Regions from separate parts of the Homo sapiens genome. Here region 1 is linked to region 2. Evidence: chromatin contacts called from ENCODE Hi-C or POLR2A ChIA-PET data. All regions are on one chromosome and are shown on one strand. The core of a region is the stretch at or near the end of the contact, and the rest is flanking DNA. Distances in the headings are between cores, read along the strand shown.

Region 1 (2,700 bases), core at 134-2,633, 35 kb after region 2:
TGTGGGACTGCTCTACAGAGCTATGCCGGGCTGGGCTAGGGGAGGATACCTCCTACACACAAGAGGTATTCCTGGGCACAAAGGAGACTCTCCAGAGGGACTCAGAGAAAGGACTCCTTGAACAGATAAGGTACGGAGTAGAAAAGTTAACTACAGGAAAGGCTCTCTAGAATGGTTCTTCTTTAGCAAAACACAGTTGAGATCTCTGGACAAAGACGCAAAGGAGATAACACATAGCTAATATTCCAGCTCTTATCTAGCTACTAGGCACAAATCAGACTAGGACAGGGAGTGGAGCATGAAGAAATTTTTTCTCAAATTTACCTGGGTAATTCTGGCTTCCTGAAAATTCTCTCGTTACTAAGGCAACATTATCCCAATTATATTCTTACCCTCCACATTGTCACACTGCTCAGCACAGCAACCTCCTACACACACCTGGTTTTCATTGCAATTGTAACCCACCCATTAATAATGGTTTTCAACGTAAGTTATGCATTAAAATTGCCTGAAGAGCTTTTAGAAATTGTGATGCCCAGGCACACCCCAGATCAATTAAATCAGAATCTCTGGCACCAGTAATTGATCCAGGCAACAGTAATTTTTAAGCTCCCAGGCAATTCCAAAGTGCAGCCAAGGCTGGGACCACTGCTTGGTTCTCAGTATAAGCCCTGATCTATATAGTCATGCATTGCTTAACAACAGGGTATGTTCTGAGAAATGCATCCTTAGGCAATTTTATCATTGCGCAAACATCATAGAGTGTACTTACACAAACCTAGATGGTATAGCCTACTACACAGCTAGGCTCTATGGTATAGCCTATTGCTCTTGGGCTACAAATCTGTACAGCATGTTACTGTAGTGAATACTATATGAAATTGTAACACAATGGTATTTGTGTATCAAAACATACCTAAACATAGAAAAAGTAAAGTAAAAACATGGCATTATACTCTTATGGCGTCAGACCACTGTCAGTCACATATCATTTTCCAAAACACTGTTAGGTGGCTCATAACTGTACTTCTCCCGTGTCCTTTAGGACCCCAATCCAACCTCACAGAGAAGCATCTGCAGCTAAGATAGTAAATTGCTTCAGAGATGCTGCTGAAGGGAGGAGAGGCCTGATCCTGTTTCCTTAAAGAACTCAGACCAAGAACTACACACACACATACACATATACAAACACACCCTAACAGACCCTGCATTTTCTTCCCCTAATGCAGGAGGATGGATAGGTGACTCAAGAGTAAGAATTACAGACTGCAGTGAAGCTAGGAAAGTCACTGTCCTCCCCCTATCCAAGGTACAATTATCTAGCAGGACCTCTATGATGTCATGCAGTGGTTTAGGGCCCAAGACCTCAGGTCTCACCTCCCTGGGCTGCCTGGGGTTCCTGCAGCAGCCACTGCCCTGCCCAATCCCTCCCATACCCCACCATGTTGGTGGGTACCCCCAACCTGCTGACACTGGATGAAGCTGATGCCACCTGGACCCTCATCAAGGATAAGGTAGGTAAAGTAAGGAGGCTAAAGAGGAAGCAACGAAGTGTGACCTGCATGGGTCTCAGCAGCTTGTGAGTAGGAAGGGGTGGGAAGTCTGAAAACAATAATAACCAACATTTACTCACTGCTTCCATATGTGCCAGGCACTGCAGTAAAGTTATTGGCACGAACCGCCCCATTTAATGACAACTACAAAAACAGTAAAAAAGGTTCACTGAAAAGCAACGTATAGGGAATTATGAGCAAAGAGGAGATACGCTAAGTCAGGGGTGAGACAGGAGATCAGGAAGGCTTCCTGGAAAGAGTGACATTCTAGCTAGGCAAGCAGGAGTTATTCACACAAAGAGGGAGAGGAGAACCTGACAAAAAGTGCTTAATAAATACCTGAATTAATGAGCATGGGAGGGTGGTGAGTGTATAGTAATTTAATAGTAATTAAATGTAGAGTATTTGTAAAAACAAGGAGAGGAAAAAGAACAACTCATATTTGAGAACTCCTAATAATCTTCTAGAGCAGAGTTCAAAGAAGCAGTGGTAAAAATAAAGCCAAAGAGATATAGGGGCTAGTCTTAGAACCAGGACTTCCTATAGAACCAGCTTCCTATAGAATCTGAACTTTATCTGAAACTCTTTCACAGATCTCCTCCACCTTAACTTCCACAAAATAAGAAATTTGGATTTTGAGGCAAATTTGTATATTTTAAGGAGCAGGACAATCTCAGCTGTATCTGGGTTGCAGATATCCAACAAATCCTACCAAATCACTTTTCAGCTGCAGACTGGAAATTTCAGATCAGAGAATTTAGAATCAGATTCTATGTGATTTGAAGGAAGGTGAATTTAAAACATTCATAGAAGTCAGCCTACCAGGCTTAAAAAAAAAAAAAATCTTAAAGCAGTGCCTACCACACTCAAAGAAGATTTAATGGCATGCTGCTTCCATTCCAAATAGGGTAGCTGCTTACCACAAAGGCCAGCTTCCCAGGGAAGCAAAAACTGGAGAGCTCAAGGTCTTCCCAAGTATTAGAGCAACTGGTTTCAGCAGTGTAGAAGGTTGGTCCTGGACTAGATCAAGCAGAATTAGATTGAAAATAAACAGTCTCCCACTATTAGAAAGCTATGCCATCTCTGAGTATCAGAAAAACTCACTATCCTATTTAAATTGAAAATTGTCAGGAAAATCGGGGTAGAG
Region 2 (2,700 bases), core at 169-2,668:
CATGGCTGTTCCTCAAACTCACCTGCCATTGTGGTAGTGGGTGGCAGGCCACTTGATTCTGTACAAAGAATCAATGCACATTTGGGATTTTTTTAAAAAATTAAAACCCCTTAAAATGGTAAATATAAAATTATTTTTATCCACTTCTTTATAACCTCATTTCATGTGGTGTTCAGATCCCTGCGCTTCTGGCGTCTATCTAGTCTACTGAGGGTACCAAAGCCTCATATCAGAGGCATGTACACTTAGTTATTATTTCTGGGTTGTAGGGAGGAATATGTAAAGAGGTTAGAGAAAACAAACAAGAGAAGGAGGAAGAATTATGAGAAAAGAAAGAAAAGTTGGGGGCGGAAGATGAAATAGAAAGAAGAGGAAGAAAAGCCTTCTCAGTCCAGGAAATCTCTGTATTTCACATCTAGCTTCCTTGAAGGAGCTGGACATGAAGATTCATGAGCCCAGAGGGGAGGTACAGCACCAAGTCTTGATGTCAAAGAACCGGTGGGCTACACCCTCACGTATCTGCTTAGTCTTCACACCATAGACAATGGGGTTCAGCATTGGTGGCACTGCCACATAAAGATTGGCCAGCAAGATATGGACATGTTGAGGAATATTACGCCCAAAATGATGGGTCAATAAGGTAAAGAAGGATGGAACATAAAACATAAGGATGACACAGAGGTGGGAGCCACAAGTGCTGAGGGCCTTGTGCCGAGCATCCTGGGAGGGCAAACGAAACACTGCTCGGAGGATCAGTGAGTAAGACACAGCGATGAGGATAACATCCAAGATGACCATGACAATGGGCACTGAGAAGCCATACCAAATGTTAACAGTGATGTCAGCACAGGCTAAACGAGCCACTCCAATATGCTCACAGTAGGAGTGAGGAACAATGTTGGTTAGGCAGAAGGGCAGCCGCTTCAGCAAGAATATGACTGGGAAGATGATGCAGAAGCTTCGGGTGATGACGGCCAGAGCAATCCTCCCCACAACAGGCCATGTTAGCACTGTTGTATATCTCAGTGGGGCACAAATGGCCACAAAGCGATCAAAGGCCATGGCTAACAGGATAGCTGACTCCCCCACAAACATCATATGGACAAAGAAGCCTTGGGTGACACAGGCATCAAAAGCAATGTTATGTGCTTGAAGCCAAAAGATGGCTAGGGCCTTGGGCACAGTGGTGGTAGACAGCAGGATGTCCATGACGGCCAGCATTGAGAGGAAGAAATACATGGGCACATGAAGGTTACGTTCCATGACAATAACCACTATCAGGATGCTGTTTCCCAGGACTGCAGTGATGTAAATGAGGCAAAGAGGTATTGACAGCCAAATGTGATAAGCCTCCAACCCAGGGATGCCAGGAAGGACAAAAACTGCAGGATGGAAGATGGTAACATTGGTGTGACTCATGATGCACTTTATGGTCCTCTCTATAATGACTTAGAAGCTGATGAGTCTACTGAAAGTGATAGAAACAGAAAGCACTCCCGAATATGTATAAATATCATAAAAGACAGCATGGATTTCTAAATTGCTGGACTCTCCAGCAGCAAGTACTCCCAGAGAATGTTCACTTGGTATAGGAATGGCTTCTGGCCCATAGTGCTTCCTTTGCAGATAGAGCTTCTGTGGCAATAATGCTTCAAGTATGAACAGAAGTGGCAGCACCTTCCTGCAACCACCCTGCCCCCAGAGTTTGGCCTCACTCTCCCTTTCTGACCTCATTCTACTATTTCCACACAAGCAGCATTTTCCACCTACCTGTGTTGTACTTGTCCCTTTCCCCAAGATTTTGTTCTGCATTTACCTTTAATTTCCCTCCCCTTCTACTTCTGTTTAACAAAATTTTAACCTTAAAATAAGTCCTCAAGACATACCACTTTGTAATGGTCTGTGTTCATAGCAATATATCTCCTTCCTAAAAAACTATTAACTAAACTATATTTTAACTGGGTTATATTTAATCCTATTAAGTTTATCTGGCTATTGCCTTGAACATTTCACAGGACACTTGCACCTCTGGCCCCTTGTGCAAGGGAGTAGAGTATCAAGTGGGAATCCAGAGGAAGCCTAGAGGGGTACATTTCTCCACTCTGATCCAGATTCATATCTTCCCTAATGCAGTGAGCAATGGGGCAGCCAATGAAACTGAGACAGGCAATTTTCATCACCAGCTCCTCATGGACTTCTCATGCTCCTCCTCAAATATTTCTATACAGGAGCCTCTTGGTTATGTCTGGGCTTCCTTATCTGTAGAAGCCCCCCAGGAAAACGATTCTGAGCAAAAGAAATCAATCTATTGCCCACCTGTAAACTCTGCTGACTCCACTAATACTGCCCTTCTTCCCACCCCACTGTTCCCCAACGCTCAGAAGGAACCATGTTTCCCTGCTGCCAAGAAGGATTAAGTATAGAGCCCTTCTTGGCTTGCCTGCCACTCAGGTAATATTTGTTTCATTCTGAAGTTCTGAACTATCTGTCAGCTATTAGGACTAGGGAAAGAGTGTATGATTAAGAATCTAGAAGGGAACATGAAGAAAAGGGACCACAGAGACAGTAAAGAGAGAATCAGAACTATAAAGGTACCAAATAAACACTAGACTGATCTTCTGATAATGGTATTCAGAGGGCCCCAAAGAAGAGATGCAAAGGAATCAAATCCTCAGTTTATTAGTCCATCCCTCTGCCTCT

The links. Hi-C counts contacts between places; a loop is a spot of excess contacts on that map. ChIA-PET counts read pairs that join two places held with the same protein, here RNA polymerase II (POLR2A). Pooled maps may share reads with other maps.
Region 1: a loop to region 2 is called in a map with no recorded cell type, with 4 times the contacts of the local background. The contact joins the promoter of C11orf42 here to the promoter of OR52B2 in region 2. A Hi-C loop is called at or near these places in 1 of 168 maps with a recorded cell type or tissue (ovary), 1 of 37 single-sample maps with no recorded cell type and 1 of 50 pooled maps. POLR2A ChIA-PET finds 5 or more read pairs at or near these places in 4 of 52 experiments (AG04450, K562, Panc1 and 1 more).

The regions. Positions count from the first base shown.
Region 1 is chr11:6,204,174-6,206,873 of GRCh38, forward strand. It overlaps C11orf42 (chromosome 11 open reading frame 42), which reads left to right and starts at 1,384. Exons shown (of 3, transcript NM_173525.3): 1 at 1,384-1,514. The coding sequence starts at 1,443.
Region 2 is chr11:6,168,908-6,171,607 of GRCh38, forward strand. OR52B2 (olfactory receptor family 52 subfamily B member 2) reads right to left here and starts at 1,419. Exons shown (of 1, transcript NM_001004052.1): 1 at 448-1,419. The coding sequence starts at 1,419. The coding sequence ends at 448.